Regions from separate parts of the Mus musculus genome. Here region 2 is linked to region 1. A link is a loop called in an ENCODE intact Hi-C map of the cell type or tissue named here. Cell type or tissue: left cerebral cortex. All regions are shown on one strand. Each heading gives the region's core, and the rest is flanking DNA. Links, peaks and the distances in the headings are about the cores only.

What was found. A loop is a pair of places that touch in the nucleus more often than their neighbours do. Peaks named below come from ENCODE experiments on the same cell type or tissue, not always from the same donor. Only the 100,000 strongest peaks of a DNase experiment are listed, where the experiment ranks them.
Region 2: a loop joins it to region 1, with 3 times the contacts of the local background. A loop is called at or near these places in 8 of 42 quality-filtered maps.

What each region holds. Positions count from the first base shown.
Region 1 is chr5:107,354,831-107,362,830 of GRCm38, reverse strand. It overlaps Brdt (bromodomain, testis-specific), which reads right to left. Exons shown (of 19, transcript NM_054054.2): 8 at 5,951-6,079; 9 at 4,896-5,084; 10 at 3,822-3,994; 11 at 3,358-3,638; 12 at 3,126-3,251; 13 at 2,844-3,059. Among named protein-coding and RNA genes, the nearest start is that of Brdt, 28 kb to the right of the region's middle. In left cerebral cortex, for the core only: no CTCF peak of the experiment used is centred there; DNase peaks (open chromatin) are centred at 2,268, 2,626, 3,269, 6,855 and 1 more place; H3K4me3 peaks cover 1,930 bases; H3K27ac peaks cover 1,227 bases.
Region 2 is chr5:107,499,993-107,512,347 of GRCm38, reverse strand. It overlaps Btbd8 (BTB (POZ) domain containing 8), which reads right to left. Exons shown (of 18, transcript NM_001378266.2): 13 at 12,260-12,321; 14 at 8,334-9,009; 15 at 7,754-7,844; 16 at 7,218-7,357; 17 at 3,226-5,472; 18 at 1-1,996. The coding sequence ends at 1,527. Among named protein-coding and RNA genes, the nearest start is that of 1700028K03Rik, 29 kb to the left of the region's middle. In left cerebral cortex, for the core only: no CTCF peak of the experiment used is centred there; DNase peaks (open chromatin) are centred at 6,892, 8,506 and 10,106; H3K4me3 peaks cover 1,124 bases; H3K27ac peaks cover 803 bases.

The DNA of each region.
Region 1 (8,000 bases), core at 1-8,000:
ATGCTGGAGTTACAAGTACCTGCCACTATGCCTAGCTTTATTCTTAGTTGGTGTTTTGTTAATATACCAAATTTTCACTTTTTGATGGGTAATTAACCAATTTTCACCACACAATGGAAGCTGGCAACATGTTTGTCATCTGCAGTTTGTTGAAACTGTTATACACACAGTCAAGAACACAGGCGCTTTCATTAGTTTTACAAGAATATTGCAATGATGGGGGCTGACTTATTTTTTTCTCTCTAATTTATAATCCTGCTTACAAATTTTATTGTTATTCTTAGGGAAGTAAAAATGTTCCTAGTTTACACACTAGAAATTAGTAAGTCTTGTGGCATTTTAAAGTACTTAGTATTGAAGTATTTACTTAGTATCAGTTTAGTACTAAAAAGTATTAAAAGATCCTATACTTAATTTGCTTATTGGAAGCATAGATGTATTTTTTCCATTTTAGACTTTGCAATTTATAATACACTTAAACAGTGTTTCCCTCTGTCTATAAAGATATAGATGGTATGTTCAAAAATTAAAATTTCAAGAATAAATGACAAGACAGATGTAGCAACAGATGCCTGTGATTCCAGCACTCAGGAGGCTGTGAGAGAAAGAACAGGACTTTAAGTCTATCCGTGGCTACACAGTGAGACTCCATCTCAAACAACAGTAAAAGACAATTTCAGTGCCCACAGTGAAGACAAACTGATCTCAGTGTAATAAATCACAAACTATTCATAAGATGGTTAACTTGAATAAATAGATAGATAAATAAATAAATGAAGCGAGCTGAGGAATACCTGCAGCTTGATGGTTAAACTGATTTCCTGGTATGTAAGACCTTGGGTTCACTCTCCAGTGCCAGGAAAGGGAATAAAATTTGTTGCTTTTATTTTAACATTATATATTTTTAAAAGCGTCTAAATCAGTCTACATGTGTGGGCCTATGATCTACTGCTTGAGGCCATGAATGCAATGGATATTTTTCCAATACTGTTCTATGCTCAGAAGTCAAATATAAGAAATATTTTATAATAAGAGCTGCACATGACTTTAAAATGTATTAGAATGACAAATCCTAACCACAGCAAAACTTCTGTTGAACTTTACTAAATTGTTCTGCAAGTTCAAGGATGGCTTAGGCTTCAGTGCAAGCTCCAGCCCAGCCCAGCCCAGGACACTCCCTGAGGACACAGCTTGGTGCTGCAGTGCTTGCTCACCTTGTGTGCATGCACAGGTGCCTTAGTCCCACCACCACACAACAGAAGCAAAGCTCTCTGGAAAACATGCCACCAACCATGAATGCTGATCAGCAGATACAAACTCAGCAATGTTTTAGGATTAGAATTCTGAGTTTGAGCTGTTCTGTTAAAGTTAGAAACCAAGTTTCTGTACCATTTTAAGAACATATAGATGATGATAAACATTTTCTTCTCTTCAAGTAATATACTAGAATATCATATCAAGTAATATCTAGAATATCATATCAAGAGTTTTGTGTGGTATAGCACACCTGCTGGGAGGCAGAAGCAGGAGGATTGCTGAGTTCAAATCCACTCTGGCCTACAAAGTGAAGTCTGGCTACACAGTAAGCAAAGACAGGAAGGGAAGGAGAGAGGGAGGGAGGGAGGGAGTGAGGGAGGGAGGGAGGGAGGAAGGAAAGAAGGAATTCTAAATACTAAGGCGCTATACCAAAAAACTCTATGCAGTATTTTTTTCTAACTTTCAAAGCATTTATTGAATATTTAAGTTAAATAATTCAAATTAATAGTCATAGTTTTATCCCACAAATAAAAGACAAGGTGCTGTAACTTATTAGGCCACAAATGCTTTATTAGATAAAATTACAATTAATTACAATTTAAAATACTAAATGCAACTTAGATTTTTCCAGTATTGTTTTATGCTTAAAAGTCAAATATAAGAAATACTTTGTAATAAGAACTCTAAAATGAGTTTTAATGTAATGTATTAAAATAACAAATTCTAACCAAAGTAAAAATTCTTTTAAATTTTACAAAATTGTTCCCCTCTATATACTCAGAAATGTGAAAACCAAATCAGCGACTAGCTCTACAAAAAATAAATGAATCAAAACCAAAGGAAAACAGAATCGCTGCCAGCCAGCAGACCCTGACTGTCAACTGCAATTCTTTACGCTGGAGTTTCTGTGAGGTTCTTTTTAATTAAAAAGAACTGAACCTCACAAGAAACATCCCATTAACAATAAAGCACATTTTAGGGAAGAAAGCGCCCTGGGTTCTGCATTTGCTGCTTGGTTAAAATGGAACACCATTGGTGGGGTGGACAGTGATCACATGGCAGCTGTCCAACTAGTAATAGAAAACATGAGTGGCCTGGCTTAATACAACTGACAAACTGCACAAGAAAATGTGGTACTTCCATCTTTTTCTATAGATGATAGGTAATAATATGTAGTTAAAAAACATAAATTAAAAAAAAAAAAAAACTCTCTACAAATTTTGGGGTGAGTGGCTTCTTAATTCAAAGCGACAGTTCAACTCAGAAAGCAGTGTCCAAACAGGACACACTTCACATCGGAGTGACCCAAAGTACAATGGGAACACACTGAGGCCTCCCAAATAATGTTTTCATTAAGAAGTGAAAGCAGCACCCGCAGTTTTTCAATCTCGTACATTTCCTTAGGAGACCTCCCATCAGGCCCAAGTCACATCCTTTCCTTCTTTTATGGAAAGAGTAAGGATTTTATTAAGGATGTTGGCATCCAAAGCATAGGTCCTCCTCTACACATTCTCCGGACGCTACAGGAAAGGCCACCCCCCCACCCCCACCCCCACCACCGCAGCGGTGCCTACGAGCCAGCTAACCTGGTTCAGAATCGCTGCTGTCGGAGGAGCTCGAGTCGCTGCTGCTGCTCGCGGACCCCGAGGAGCTGCTGCTGCTGCTGCTGCCGCTGCTGCTGCTGCTGCTGCCGCTGCCGCTGCCGCTGCTGCTGCTGCTGTCGGTCAGGCGAGACCCACTGGCCAGCTCCGGGGGAGGCGGCGGGGGCGGGGGCGGGGGCGGGGGCGGGGGCGGCTTCTCCACTGCAAAACAGGGAGCGTTAACAGCGGTCATGGCTCACGGGTGGGCGCGGAGAAACCGCCACCTACCTTTTGCTGGACGTTTCGTTTGCCGTTTCCTACAATTCAGCTGATTGTTGACGTCCAGCAACCGCCTCTCCAGCTCCAGCTTTTTTTCAGAATGGAGCTCCTCCTTAGACCTGACAACCTTCTTTGCTGTGAGAGGAGGAGCAACCGTGAGTGCGGGGAGGGGCCTGGAGGTGGGGCGTGGCCTAGAGGCAAGATGGGGCGGGACCTAGGGATGGGGCTGGGCCTGGCCTACCTTGGGGCTTCAGCGACCTCTTCCTCAGACAGGCCAGGACATACTTCTCCAGTTCTCTAAGTGTGGATGCCTTCAGGGTCTCAAAGTCGATCTCGATCTCGTCCGGGTTGGAGTTTCTCAGGGAAGGCTCCCTTGACTGTATTATGTGAACTATTCGACCAAGCTTGTCTCCAGGCAGTTTGTTTATGTCCAAGCTCAGCTGCCTTTTCTCATCGTAGTTCATAGGCTTCGCATTGTCTTCCTCTTCCGATTTCAAAAGCGGCTTCTTCTTCTTTGGTTGACTGTAACAAAATTATATATTGGTTTCATATTTTTAAAACATTTTTGTTGGTGTGGGAATTTCATACAATGTACCCACATCACACAGGCATTCAGTTCATCTTGATCCAGGCCCTCACATAGGCTAACTGTGTGGTCCTTCACTGAGCCTGCCTCCTGGGCAGTCACTCACTGAACATGCTTACTTGATTTTGGCCTTCTCCTTTTGCTTCATTTGCTTAGGCTTTTTCCTTGGGTTTTCATCTCTGTTATTAACCTTTTTCCTTTTTGGCGCCCTTTTGGACTTCTCATTCTTTTTCTTCAGCTTACGTAATGGAACTTGGGACAGAACTTGCAGCTGCTGATGAACAGCATTAAGCTGGGAAAGGAAAAAATAAAAGCCTTTAAACATTTATGTCTCTAAAGCACTAAAGATACTAGAAAAACATGGTACTCCAAAGTCATGCCACCCTTTGTGAAATTCATGTCATGTTCTACTTCCTTCAGGATTTTGCTTCATTTTGGAATTTCAGTGTTTTGAAGGGTATATAAATAAATAAATAATAAACAAACTGTATAGTATAACATAGTATAGTAATAAAAACACTACAGCCCAACATTTCTCAGTATTAAAGTTTCTTTCAAAAGATATATATATCTTACAGGTGGTTGTAAGTAGCCTGGTACACATGCTAAGAACTGAACTCAGGTGCTCTGGAAGACCAGCCAGTGCCAATAACTGCTGAGCCATCTCTCCAGCCCTAGTCTTCAGATATGACCTCAGTAAAAGTTACTATTTTATCACAGAAAGTAGCAAGTGATCTCATTCTAAAATATTCCACATTATACCAAAAATCACTTCAGTAAGAATCAACTACTCAGACTATAAATGCAAATAGCAGAATTGTAAATAATTCCCAGGCATCATGGTGCACACCAACAATCCCAGCACTTGAAAGGCAGAGGCAGAAGGAGCAGAAGTTTATGACAAGCCGGGTACATGAGACCATTTCAAAGAGGAGGAGGAGGAGGAAGAGGAGGAGGAAGAGGAATAAAATGTGGTGGTAGTGGCTCTAGAACTATAGTATACAGATATTTGAGTAGGAAATTTTGAACATGGCAAATATGCCAAAAACTAACTAAAGCTATAGACATTAGGTGATGCAACTAAAGCTATAGATGGCATTAGGTGATCTAAACATAACAGCTGTGACTCTGCAAGCAGTGCACCACTGACTAGCCGCTTGGGAACCATCAACACTTGCGTCATATACGGCCACCTGCTCCTGAAGCTTGGCAAGATGCTGCACTCGTTCATCCTCAGAGTCTTCAGAAGAGGCGTCCCCCGAGGAGGCCTCGCTGCTGCTTTCTCTGCTGAGGGCTTGTGCACTGTTTGTTGTAAGGTGGCATGCATGCATACTCTCAATAGGTTCATCGGGAATCTTGGCAAAATGTAGTTCAAAAACATCCTATAATGCAAAATTAACCTGTTCACATTTTTTGGTTTATTTTGAGACAGAGTTTCACCATGTCCAGGCTGGCCTGGAGTGCACTATGTAGCCCAGACTGCCTTGGAACTTGAAATCCTCCTGCCCACCTCCAGAGTGCTGGGATTGTAGGCATACACCACCTGGTTTGATTTTCTCCATTTCTGATTTAATGCAACAAGAACACCTTTAAAAGTACACATGGCTGGGAGGTGGTGGCTCACATCTTTAATCCCAGCACTTGGAAGGCAGAGGCAGGCGGATTTCTGAGTTCGAGGCCAGCCTGGTCTACAAAGTGAGTTCCAGGACAGCCAGGGCTATACAGAGAAACCCTGTCTCGAAAAACCAAACCAAACAAACAAACAAACAAACAAACAATTACACATGGAGATACCTGGGCAGCCGTCTTTAAGCCACACCAGAAGAAGTGCAGCATGATGATTCTGTCTGCACTTCTGTGCCTCAGCACACTTCTAGGCTATGTCTCTCAGCATGGTCGACCTTTGTAGTTAAGGTCAGCCATGTCATATACAGTTCTACCTTTCAGTGACTCAAGACTGGGCCCTCTCCTGAAGCAGACCAGGGTTCAGTCAGTCCCACTAGGGACCCGTTACCCTCTTCTCACTGACGATTCATCCATTTCTTATGAGAAGTAGGCAGCTTCTTTTTTAAAAGTGTGCTGCTAACGCTTACAACTAAACGGACAACCCTCCACAGTGTAATAAGTAATTTATACAATTTTTGGCACTATTAAGGACAGAGGTTATCATTTGGCTCTTGAGTTATGGTTCAGAAATAAATATATTATGCTCAAAGGTAATTTACCCAGAGAGTGAGTAAAGCCTCACCTGAAGGGTCCGAGCCATCGCCACAACTTCATGATCGGGAGGATTATACTTGTAACAGTTCATGAACATCAGTCTGACATCTGCAGCAAATTCATATGCATCCTTATATTCTTGATTGTCCATTTTCCCCTGAGTTAAGGAAAAATTAGAAGGATTCACAAACAACTGAAGTCAATTCACATGAAACAATTTAGATGAACTGGGAAATGGAGAAGATAACACAGAGAAAATATTTCAATGTCTGGGTAAGATGATGGCCTAGACATTTGCCTCTGTGCATGCTGTGAGAATAGGAAATCTCTTAAAAAGACTTCATTCCAAACAGAGAAAGAATATTGAAAATTCATAAATGGCCTGATAGGGCAGCTTAGAAATATGGAGAAACAGGTGGGGCAACAAGATGGGAAACAGTAAAAAGAGCCTGAAGCCAGACACAGGGCCAGCAGTATGGTTTCCTACTTGAGGAAGAAGGAGTAGAAGCTACGTCCAAAAGACAAGCCAGGCAGTCCCAGTGAGAGAGATACTAGGTGGTTCTACCCACAGGACAAACCCACAGTTCTCACAAGCCTCAAATCCAGCTGTGGTTTTTACTGAGACAGTGACCTTTTAGACAGGAGGGGTTGGCAGAGGGAGAGAGATCTGGCTCAGAGGGCTGTGGACTAGGTCCCATTTGAGCTTGAATTAGATCTGTCACAGACCCAATGTGAGGGATAAGTCTAGGAAGCAGATGGGTGAGATCCTGACAAACCAAAGGTGTAAGTGACAGGAGTCTTGCCTAGGGGCCTGGAGACACCTCATCACCTACTAACTGGAGCCAACACCACAAGCCTGAGCTCAATGGGTAGAACGTCCCCCCCCCCCCCCATCTGCTCATGCATCTGGCCCAAGAACTCTGCAGCTGCATCCCCTCCCCCAGCAGTGACTAATGCTTGTGGACTTGGAAACTGAAGGCAGGGCTGCACTTGCAGATTTCAGCACTGTGCTTGCTTTGCCTTCTCCCATTCTACATGGAAGAAACTCTTTGGCCAGAACATTAGCTGCCCCAGGGGGCAGAAACTAGGGATCTTCCAGAGAGCAGGAGAACCTGCTCAGTCCACAGGCTACAGTGTTCAGCTTGGCAGCACAGACCCCTGATATACAGCTGCAGGACCAAGTTAAAGTGGAGACAGCCCTGATGCAGGAGACACAAGTCTAGCATCAAGTCAGCTGACCTGTGTTACCTCTCCAATTTTGAAGAGTCCTCAAAGAAGTCAAAACTTTGTCTTCTTGCTCTGCCCCTCCCCGACCTGTGCATGTGTATGTGTCTGCAATGAATCTCTTAAGGAGATCAGAGGACAGCCATAGAAGTGAGCTCTCTCCTTCTCCAACATGGGTTCTAGAGGCCAAATTCAGGTTGTCAGGCCTGACTGCAAGTGTACCTGCTGACCACCCCTCTATGCCTATGATTTCTTCAATACTTAAGAAAAGTTTTCGTTTTAAAAATTTATTTTCATATAATCTGTTTTTGTTTCCTCTTAGTCTCCCTTTTGATGTTTTCCTATTATGCTTCCAATAGGACTGATCTCAACTGATTTCTATACAAAAACATCCCAATGATGTTCTCATTTTCTGATCTCCTCACATTATATAACTTTTTACATTTTCTTGTTATTGAGTAATTTTCCATCTTTATTTTCCCACTAATGTATTTTTCTCCTTCAGAAAATTCTTCTTTCTTGTTTCTCTTCTGTTATCCATGCTTCTATTTTTCATCTTTCTCTACTCCCTGCCACAGCTTCATTCATTAGCTGGTTTCACATTTAAACATCATTTTAAACGTTGGCACTCTGCCATTTTTTGTTTTCCGACTATGAATGGTATATTAGTGACCTTTAACCAGTTTTCACTGTACTTCTATATCTCGTGTTTAAAAGTTGTTTTCTCCTGTTTTAGTGGTGTTCAGTGAATGGAATTGAGCCCTAAAGAGCAAACTATTCACTAAGAAAACAAACAAACAAATTAAACCGGGAGAGATGTACACAAACAGATGTACACAACACAACACACAGAA
Region 2 (12,355 bases), core at 2,185-10,184, 150 kb before region 1:
ATGCATTCTACCTCACGAGTAGGCTGTAGGACCTTTTCATTCTTATGGCCACAAAAGCCTTCCTTTACCATTTAAAGAGACTAGTCTAATCTTTAAATTTCTACCAAGCTTTAAGATATAAAGTATGTGTGTGTGTGTGTGTTCATATTTCAATGTTTTCCTTACATTCTCCTGCCCTACACTAGAAACCGAACTTTTTACTTAATTCTATTTTACCCTCTATTGAGTGCTTACATCCAATGCCTATTTATTTACCTGTTGAGCTGAGTATAACTAAGCCCCACATGAATGAGTAGTCCTGCAAGAGTGTCTAGCTTTTTAAAAAGGCATAGAACCAGGATCGGAGGGATGGCTCAGTGGGTAAAGGCACTCGCCACCAAGCCTGATGACCTGACTTCAGTCCCTGGGACTCCCGTGGTGGAAGGAGAGAGCTGACTCACAGGCTGTCCACTGACTTCCACGTGTGTGTTGTAGCACACATGCACATGCCTACCCACAAAATAAATTAATATAAAACACTTAAAACCTTTTTTAAAATTCATGAGAAACTTTTATGGTATAATAGATGAGTGCTTAAATGAAAACGTAATTGTTGTTTTGGGACAAATAGTTCTGTATTAACCTGGTTGTTATTTTCCCATCACCTTAAAGGGATCCTCATTAGCATCTAAGATCCTACTGCTCCTCTCTTGTAGCACTGATTATCTGGTTTTTTACAAAGCTACAGACTGAGAGAAATCTGACAGACAAAGGACATAAACAGACAAGAGGAAGCACACGCCCACACTAGGACTCACTCAGCTGCCTCATGCACGAATTTTGGTTAATGCTGTGTTAGCTCAGAGCAGTGCAGCTCCAAAGTATTCCTACCATGGCATGCAAGACAAAGTGACTGTTAGAGCCAGCCACAAACAAAACAGTTTCTACATGCCTTTGAAGAGAGGAAATAAATTCCTATCCCTGACATAAACAGAAAAGCCCAACTCCTCTTAGTTTATTAGCAGTATGGCTGAAACTCAAGGTGCACTCACCTCTCCATGTCCTAGTCCTGAAACACTGGGGAAGCTGGGGGTCCCTCTGTGTCCCCAGACGCAACACTCACCTGAGTCTGAATGTTATTCACAGACTGATTCTGTACGGTGCACACTCACACAGTAAGTTTATTGTTAAATTATTATGATACCATATGCAGAGTCAAGAGTAAGGGGTTGATCTACTTGTGTACTGACATGGAAATTCTTGAATAAATGAACAAATTATTAGGTAGGAAAGAAAACTGTAGCAAAGACTGTTTTCAGCCTTCTAACTTAATTGATGTAGAAAACATGCTCATAAATTTAGAAAAACATTTTCAAAATATGAGACATCATATCAATAAATAAGCTATATTTACCTCAATAAATTAAAAGACTCCATCAATTTAAGGACAGTCTGTATTTGGCTAACTAAATTATAATTTAAATATAAAGTAGGCATCAAAAATACAGGGGTGGCGTAGTCTAAATCTTTCCCGACTGCTGAGACTCCTAATGCTGAGTTTCCAATTCCAGGATTGTCCACTCCCCTTGAGGCGAACAATCTGTGGAAGAAACACTAGCCGTGGTGGCACTTGTTGCCGAATCATCAAGTGGGGATGACAGTTCACTCCACCTGTTCCAAGTGTCAGCGTGTGCTGAACCCTGAGGTTTCGAGCTATCTCGAGCTAAGAGGAGTGTCTGGTTGATTAAATACTGGGCTAAGCTTAGGTCTTCAGGCAGAGAGCTTGTGATATTTAAGTTTGCGTCTTGTTCAGAAAGCAGCTGCCTCAGCAGTGTCCAGTCCTGCTTTGCAAAGTGCTGCTCGTCTTCAGAGCCCCTGTCTGCGACATGGGTTTCTGACTCCACTTCCTGCTCACACGCTGCTGTTAGAGACATCTCATATATTGGAGAGAGGGTTTTTGAAGGCCGGTGGTCATACATGGAGGTTTGTGCCATTGTATCACAATCATCTATGTCTCCTGAAATAATTCACAATACTACACAATGTAAAAATTGCACGTCGACTCCCCTCAGAGTTTTGTAGAACAACATTAACACAACATAGCAGTATTAGCTTCTCTCAGAAAAACATAAGATGGAAAAAAATAACATTTTTACAAAATTGACAAAATTTTTGAGGCATTTATTTTCTGTGTTAAAAAATTCAAGGGTAATGTTTAGCAGCAAAATCAATGTAGGTAACTAACAATAATTTTCCATATTTTAATTTGAAAACTTAGAATACAGAAAATAACAAATTACTTAAAAGATAAACATAAAAGCACACACAAATCTAATTCACTACAATAGAAACTCAAGGAAGAAAAAAAGACAGTTATCTAAAGGTATCTATAAGGTAACTTGGTTTCACGGGGTGGGGGGATAAATACACTCTATCTAAAGTCTTATTTGTATATGGCACATGCAAAGGAGGATGTGAACCAGGACAAACAAACAAAAATACAACTTTGGAAGATCTCCTACTTTATAATTTTACTGAATAGGGATTTCTGGTCAATATTTTTTAAAATTATGATACATAATACTCAACCAGCTACTATTGCATATTTTAAGTCATTAGTTTGAATTATTGAAATAAGAAAGACATAAACATAAAACAATTAGACAAAAAATTATCTTAGCATGTGATATAAGCCTGGGCTTTGTCATATACTATCATTCTAAATATAATTGCTTAGGAAATTCTTCACTTGAAAATCTTAGAATAGAATTATATTGATCCTAAGAAAGTTTTAGTCTCTGTAAAATGCATATAAATTATGATGATTAATCTATTTAAAATAGTTTACTGCTTTCAGTAATATTACTATGGTTATTGCACGGCCCTCTTAGATCTACACTAGCAAGTCCATAAATCATGTCCAATGTAAAGTAAAACTTCCCATAGTCAAGATGCTTACATTAAATTAAACATGATAATTGAAATGACACCAAACTAAGTCCTTGTCTTTTCCAGGTAAGATCTAGCATGTTATCTGTCTGTGTGTAATAAACAAGGTTTTCTACTACATATTAATTATTCACTAAGGTTGTAAGCAAACAATAAATAATGAATAGCTAGCTCATTTTCATATCATTAATAAATTTAAGTTCTCATTTCAAAGTTGAAACTGTAGCTTAAATATTCTAACTAAAATATAGCATCCAGGGCTACAGACAGCTTTAGACTTCTACTTCTGTACATTACCTGAGAACACAGCGTTATTAGCTCCCTTGGGAGGCGTGGGACGGCTCTCTTTCACTTGCCCTTCCTGAGGCAGCCCCTGGCTGGGACAGGAGTCCAGAGATTTCACTGAGCTGATCTTTGGTATATTGGAGCTGAGTTCTCTCTGATGGAGCTCCAAATGACACGGTCGTTCTTGAGACTTAGTGTCCCCATCCATGAATGTGCTGTGCTGCTGAAAGCTGTGAGCCGCCTCCCGTTTACTTATCACTTCTTCGTTTTCCGGAAAAAGCTGTTGGCTTCCTTTGGGTGGGACATCTAACCTGGTCTTTTGATCTGTTGAGACACATTGTTTATCTTGTTTTTCGAAGTCTTTGCTTCTAGAATTCAGGAGAAAGCTTTCATTTTTATATCCACCATTGCCTTTGTTGTGATTATGCTCTGCAGTAGTAGCTTCATTTTCTTTGAAAAATCTAGAGTAACCTGTCCTTCCATGATGCTCATAAGAAACACCATCAAAAACATCAGAAGGTGAAAGAGAATCTAGGGAAGGCTGAAAGGGGGTGTGGCCTTCACCTTCATCAGATCCCACTTCTTCACACTCATCTACCGAGAGCAACACTGACCTTCTAAACTTCTTAGTTGCAGAAAACTCACGACTTTCATGTTCAGCTCCATCGTCAAAAGCTAAGTTAATTATTCCCTGAACCTGCTGAGTACCTGAGCTGCATGGAGAGGAATTTTCCCCAACATTCTCTGCTTCAGATCTTTCATCTTCTGTTTCATCTGCTGAAGAAGAAACCTGGTCCCCTTCCTGAGCAGATGGGATGCTACCCCGTGGCGTACTTCCCTTCTCCCGGGGATAGCCTATTGTAGATCGAGACCAAGGTTCTGGCTTCTTCCTAGGGATCTCGTCATCACTTGCCGAGTGGATCTGGTGGTCACCCCCACCCTGCTTTCTCACTCTGACTTCAGTCCTGAGGTCACCCTCGTGCACCTTCAACTCTTCAGGGGTGCTGGTGTCGCTGCTGCTCCTCCCAAGGAAGTCATGGCACAGCGCTGTGCTGCACTTGGAGATGCCTCTGTCGTGTGAGCCCTCATCATCCTGAGACCCCCCAGCATCATAGTCTTCTGAGCGGGGCTTTATGTCGTCTGAAGATGTGGTAGCACTACCAGTGTCGGATTCTGGACTCTCTCTTTGATGTGTGGCACCAGTGTTCAAATCCCAGGGGCCCACGAATGGAGCTTCTGGAGTTCCATGGCTCTCTGGGGTTTCTGACATTTCCATATTTTTACAATTTTTTTCTGATGGTTGTCCCAAAAGACATTTGGAAGAAACAGCTGAGGTGACTGTAGCACATTTACTGTCCTCTGTAGCACAGTCGTCAGGTAACTGGCTTTGAGCTGCTCCATGAAATGTGAGTCTTCTGTCACTTTGAGTAGGGTTGAGGGTACTGCTTGTCCCTTCAGGAACACACAGGAAAGCTTTCCCATTTATACAACTCATACTTGGTTCAGTATCTGTGTTTTCTCTCCCTGTTTCTCTCTCTCTATCTGATAAATAGGCTTGCTCTGTATTTGCTGAGTCTGAATTATGAACTGGGTTAGAGTTTATCAAGTTTTCATTTGGATTTGAAATCACAGATTTCAGAGCAGCAATGCTCCCACAGTTTGGATTCCCATTGCACTGACTCGAGTCTTTGTAAGCGGATGTGTGACTTTGCTCTATGCCAGCCAGTTCTGACCTCAGCTCACGTTTCACTGAGTCGCCCAGGGTTGACCTATCTTGACATGCTAGCTCCAGTCTCTTTTTCTCTTGACTGCCTAATGGACTTTGTGGCTGAGGTCTGCAAGGTATCTGGGACACTTCAGGACCACTGGTGTCACAAGCAAGGGTACACGGGGACTCGTGAGGCCTCTGTTTAGAGACATGGTTCCTGCTGTCACTCACACCATGAAGCACGCTTTTCTCAGCTACCTCAGGTTTGGAAGGTCGCTGAGAAGCATGACTTTGCAGCATAATTTGTCCAGGAAGCACTTTTTGTTTTGAATCTTTGCTGTTTACAGTTCCACCTTTCTTGGGCTGACTTGGGATTTTAGGCATTGGTACCAGCTTTGCATTAACCTTCTGCAAAGTTGTGTGTCCTTGCTTGACAACTTTTCTCTTAGGTATTTGCTTATCTGTTCCATGCCTCAACCTTGTTACATTTTCATCAGACTGCCTTGAAGAGACTGAAGATTTTACAGAGTGTGGTGACTCCCCTTGGGATCCTAAGAAAGTTCAGAAATGCAAAGTACTCTCAAATTCTAAGGTGAAATTTAATGTTTTCAAATCACTTTAAAGAAAATAAAATTAATAAAGCAAACACAGGGAAACATCTAGTATTGACAGTCAAAAAATAAAAAAACAATGATAAAGTGAAAAAACCTAAATATTTTAAATATAGAGGGACTATTTTATGATCTTACTAAAAACCCTTAAAGAGAATCTCTTTTCACCAAGAACCTTCATCGTGCCCAAATTGGATTTACATAAATCTGCAACAGCAGAAACTATCATCTTCTTATATCAAACCAACAAGAAAGCTCTTCTCTTTGAAGTTTTCTTTTTTGGTGGCAGGGGGAGTAAACTAAACAACACAACTGAAAGGAAGAACTAACCTAAAAACAAATGGACATTTGTTGAAATTATTCATTTCTCTTCAAACTGGAATAAACGTATACCGTATAATTATGGTTATAGCTTACTAGGGCTAACAACCCAGATCTGCTGCAGTGAGAACCAGATCATTGCCTACAGGAGATTCAGAATTAAAATTCCATTTATGCATCTGGTTAAAGTCTTAGAATAAAAATTTGGGGCACTCAAATCTGCCAACTCCAATTACCAACTTTTTGTTCTGTGTGTGTTTGGGGGTGTGGGGAGTTCTAGAGACTTGTGAAAGACAAGCAAGTACTCTGCCACTGAGGTACCCTAGTCCTATAGACCATTTATATCTCATTTCAACTTTTACTAGGATATGAGTAATCTCATCTGCCTTGATTTTTAATTGACTTTCAGTATTAATTCATCATGCAAATCAAGATTATTTTGGGGGTTTTATAAACTGCTCTTACACATGAGTGCTTAATACACACACAAAAAATAAATGTGTGTGTGCTTGTGGTGTGTGAGTGTGTATGCACATGTGAGCATGTCAGAGGTCAATCTTGGTGTGTGTGTGCGTACTTGTGTGACGATGTGTGTACATGTACACGTGTGCATGATAGAGATCAACTCCTCAGGAGCGACACACTGTTCCTTTTAAGACATAGTCTCTTATCAGGACTTGGGCCTCACTGAAGAGGCTGGGTTGCTGTTGGCGATCCAGACTCAGGGATCTTCCATCCACCTCTGCCTCCCTCACCAACCTTCACGTACAAAGCCATCCCTCAGCCCTCTTCCTTCCTTCCTATCTTCCTTCTCTCACTTTTTATTTATTTTGAGATAGTGTTTCAGTAGCCAGGACTGGCTTGGACTCAGTATACAGATCAAAGATGACTTTGCTTTCATCCCTCCAATGGAAGGACTACAGGCATGTGCCACTAACCCCAGAAAGAAAGCAATGTTGAAAATGGGCTGTTACATGCACATTATATAATCTAAACAGTATTGATTTTTCTTGCAACACTGAGGAACAGCAGCGTGAGGACAGCTCTGGAGGAACGCCCTCTCCACACAGCTGCTCAGCTCCTGCTGTTCTTTAACAACTCCTCAGTGCTGTTTTCACAGACATAATTCCTCAAGTCATCAAGGAAACTTTCAAGGAACCTAGGCACGCTACACAAAAGGACAGAATTGGAGACCAGTCAATGGCTCCTTTAAGTTTATCTCCATGAAGGACAAGACAACCCAAATCAATCCCCTAATGCTAAAATGTCTATCTAAAAGCCACAGAACTTTATTGTCTTGCTTATGTGTAATGGCAGTCCGGCTGACACAGGCCCCAGAACCCTCGGGGGCCCTGTGGCTTTACCTTGAGCTTGAGCCAGGGTGGGAGGGGCGCTCTTCGTCCGTGGCTGAGCTGCTGTGCATCCATTGCTGCTCCCTCTTTTCTTCGCAGCTGTCTGTGGTGCTGAAGCACTAAGTCCTTTGCCATCCCCTCTTTTTATTACACTAAGAAGAATGACTGCACTTAGTATTACAGTGACACTCCAAAACGTGAACTCACAAACACCTGTGCATGACCACAACCATATACCATTACATAGTTTGTCAAAAGATAGAAACTCTTCTGAAAATAGAGAAACCTATGTTCACAATCCTTCAACTTTTGAAAGAGTAGACCACATACGATAAGTCAACGCATAACTTCACATGCCATTAAGTATAGCTAAGAAACTTTCCCTGTATTTCTTCATTTTATATAAATATGAACTAAGAAAGTTTAAAAATATAATTTCATAAATACGGTTAAATAACAAAACATCTTTTAAAACATTTAGCTAAGAATTAGTATATAAGTAGCTTGCAGAGACAGTTGGGTGAAACACAAGCTGAAGAGAGTCCCACCTGCTATTCCCGTGAGAGTCTTGTTCATGAGTAAAGCTTTTGTTACTGGCTGTTCCATTGGTAATTCTTGCAACTGCTCGAGACTTTACTGCTACAATAAATTGCATAAATATACAGGTTAGACACTAAAAACCAAGTGCTGATATAGGAGAGAACACACTTTCTCAGTTTGTACATATCTGTGTAAAACACACCTTAGCACTTAAAGGTAAGTAAAGCATGCAAGGGTCATCTAGGAACCTTTAAGCATCAGGAACTCAGGGCAGGGACACAGCTTATTTAGTAGAGCACTTGCCTGGCTTCGTCTCTAGCATTACACAAGTCAGGCATGACAGGTACAACCATAGTCTTAGCACCTGGGAGGCAGAGACAGGAGGATCAGAGGTACAAGAGTGTCCTTAGTGACAGCACAGGCTGATGGAGAGATCTTATCTCAAACAAATGTTTGCAGTGCTGAGCTGCTAGTGCAGACTGCCTGTCTAGCATGTGTAGAGCCATGCTGCCCTGCTACACACACACACACACACACACACACACACACACACACACACACACACACACACAAAGTGCTGAAACCCACCTGCAGTTGACATTACTCCATTGCTCACCATCTGTCCTGGGGAATCACTAACGTATGGCTTCCCATCACGACACTTGTCTTCTACTGATCCGTTTTCCTTTGTCTCATCCACAGAGCCCATGGAAGCCAGAAGCTCCGTGCTGGAATGTGTAGATCTACTGGAGGGCCCTACAGAGGCGGGGCATGTGGAATCTTTTCCTCTCAGTGTTTGCAAAGGCTTGGCTCTGGCTTGCACGTTCAGGTTTGCAGTGAGTACCTTAGGTCTTGCCCCTGTGGTCTCCACTTCTTGGTTCTGGACTCCTTTTCCATGTACTGGGTCCTTCCGTCCAGCTGCTGTCACTCTTGATGGTCTTCCCACAACAGTGGATGACAAACCTTCTATCTTTGTATGATCACTGTTTTCTGTTTGGGGCTTTACCATAGTTTTAGACTTGCCAGAGACATATTTTCCCCCAGTTTTCATCTCTTTCACAACTTTGGACATTTTTGTACTGTCACCATGCTTGGACACTTTATTTATACTGTTTCTGTTAGTGCTTGATGCATGTCCTGATGCTCCCAATCCATCGGATCTCATCTTCTGATTAGTAGAGAGAGAGGTCTGACACGGTTTTTTGTTATTTTCTGTCCAAGGTTTTATTTTTAAAACATCAACATCAGAGCCTTGTCTCCTTTGCTAAGGAAGGGGAAGGAAGGAAGGAACGAAGGAAGGGAGGGAGGGAGGGAGGGAGGGAGGGAGGGAGGGAGGGAGGAAGAAAATCCTATAAATCAACAAGTTTTTGACATAGAATATTTTATGTTTTAAGAAAGTTTTGGGTTGGCTTTTTGTTATTGTGACAGGGTTTCACTATATAGCTTTGGCTGGCCTGGAACTCAGTATGTACACAGGGCTGGCCTTAAATTCGTAGAGCTTTGCCTGTCTCTGCCTCCCCATGTGGGGACCGAAGGCATGCACCATGAGACCTGGCTTCAGTGAAGTTTTTAGAAGCAACAATTGAGCAAAGCTCACATAATGCTCTTGCCAGTGGTCTCCCAGGGAGCACCACAGCCCAGCTTCTAAATTCTTATTATGATTCAGGATCACTCAAAACTTGAGATATCCCTTATCATTTTCATAAAAAACACCTTTGGTGATTATTACCTTAATCATTTCTGAAATACAGCATTAAATATTTATTTAATTTGTGGTATTACAATCGAAATTAACCCATGAAGATTCAGGCTATCCTGAGTGATAACACTTGAGGGTTTCTGAAGCCCTTTCTTAGGGTCCATCATTTCAATTCATACTTACAAAATAATCATTTGAAATAGCTCCTGCAGCTGTCTTCAACTGTTAGATAAGAAACTGGGTATTAAAGCACACATGTGACTTATCCAAGGTCACATGCCTGGCAAGGACAGGATTGAGACTAGAGCTTATGATGTAGTCATCTAATTGTAATCTGAGGCATACTATAAACATTTTCACCACAATTCTCTAACTCTGGGAGTCCTTTTTAAAACAAAATGACAAAGGCTTCTAGAAACACAACATGTATACTTGAAAAGTTTAGGTTTAAAAAAAATCCTAGATGGCAGACAGCACTGGTCATCTAGAGGTTACAGAGGAAAAGACATCTAATAAGAGCTGAGCTGGGGAAAGAAGAGGGGAACCCCAGGGCACAGAGCAGCCAACATCTCCATACGGAAGGGAACCTTAGAATAAAATATAAATACATCATCCATACATGCAACTGCTGATTTCCCTGACCTTGGTAAAGCTGCATGGGGTTATAGGGCGGAGCTTGTGTTGCTTTATCTTCACAATTAAACCCTTTATGTCCCATAACATATCGGGAGTGCAACAAAATGTCTGTAACCGCTGTTAAGCATGTAGTGATATTTAGTTCAAGACTACGTTTATAAATATAGAAGGCTTCCAATATATTAGAAAATTGACTCAGATAACACACATGTGCATGGATACATGTATATGTATAAGACAATAAATAAAGGCTAAATTTAGGCAAAAGCAGGGTGCAGTGGTAACAGAATCAATACATTATTGTCCTAGCTTTGACTTAATGGGGCTGGGGTATTGTGGAAATTTTAAGCATATTTTGGCTTTAGATTATGTATGTTTGCAGAGTGGAGAATGCTTTCCTTCAGAACAGTGCTCCAAGAATTCTAAGTGTTGTAAATATCAAACAGCCTCTTTCCTCCTTTTTTTTTCTTGATTTGAAATATAATCCCCTATCCCCCTGACCCCTTTTGGTTTTTGAAACAGGGTTTCTCTGTGCAGCCTTGGCTGTCCTAGAACTCACTGTGTAGACCAGGATGGCCTCAGTACCACAGAGGTCCACCTTCCTCTGCCTCCCAAGTGCTGGGATTGAAGGTGTGCACCACTGCTACCTGGAATATTTCTCTATTTTTAACACAACTTAGCAAGCTTCTCTGTAAGGCCTCTTCCTGTGCTTAAAACTGACCTCACTTAACTTACTGTAGCCTATGTACTGTGAACTATCATGTGGTATGTGAAATGTATGTATGCTATGAGATAAATACATGCTTTAGAAACTTCACAGTACATTACAGAATGATAAGGATCTGGTGCATATGCATTTCTAGGCAGTCTTGGACTTATATCTCCCGAGTTTATACACATTTCTTATAAATTCACAGCCAACTGTGTGTGTGTTGGGGTGGGGGGAACCACAGTCTATTAACAAAAATGAGAAAAGAGGACTAAGCTTCTAAAAGGAAACCAACTTTGTTTGGAACCTTCTTTGTCTTAGTGGGTACTTCATGCTATGTAGTGTAGTTGGCCTTGAGCTCACACTCCTCCAGCCTGTCTCCCTGGGATTGGGATAACTATGGCCCATGACTCTCACTTTATTAGATGTTAGATGGTGTAAGGGCTCAGGACATGATGCACAAGAGGACTCTGAAACACTCCAGAAAAATGACAAAATTCTCCATTGTCTGGGTTTCCAATCAGAAATATGGAGGGCTTGATGCCTCCTGTTCTAAGCCAAGAGAGCTATGTCCTGGCTGCAGAAGTTGTAGTTCCTAGCTAGTGGGCGATAAGGAGGGAGGAAACAGGATTCTCTGCCAAACTTTCAAGGGCAATCTGTTCTTTACATTCTAAATCAGAACATTGAATAATTGAGTCCACAATATCATTAGACTATGCATAGATTAGTATAATTTTGTACTTACATATTTTGATGACATGAATAGCCATATAATAACACTTGGAAGGAAGAAAATATATTTCACACTATAATAAAGTCATCAAATATTTTTTTTAAAAGGAAAAATAGCAGAATACACATGTTACTCTTTTTAAGAATGGAGTGCAGTCACGTTACTCTATCGCTTTATTGCACAGTGGCTCTCTAGACCCCTGGGAAGCTTGTCATGTTGCAGTCACTGGGAGGCAGTCTTTTTATATGTCTGACCCCATGCCCTCAAGCCCAGGGCATTACCGCTATAATTACTAATTATAAGTACTTGACTACTTTTAACACTATATGAAAGTATACCAAATGAATACAAAAATAAAGCACACTGTGCTCTTAACACCACTTGCTTCTTTTTACCCTGCAAAGAGAAACCTGGAACAATGAGCCTTCTCTTGTGACAAGGCTGGCTGACTAAAAGCAGGCACCAAACTGAATCCTAGATGTCTTAACAATTCCTCACTTATTGGAACAGTGCCAATACGTTATCTGCCAAAAAGAACTTCAAGGAAATTAAAAAGGCATATATTTCCTATGCCAAATGAATTTGGGACAGTCACATCATTTAAAATGTATATATTAAATGCTCAGTTGTTATTTCCTCTTAAAAATAGCTTCAACTAATAAACATGAATTTTGCATTGTAGAATAATATATTTGCATCGTGTTCTCATTGGCACCTGCGCCGTGCTGGAAGTGTACCTGAGAGCTGGTGAGCACAGGCTTCCTGCCAAGTCTGCGGTCATCACCTTTGTCAAGTGCAGCTATAAACAAACAAAAAAATATAAGAAACATAAT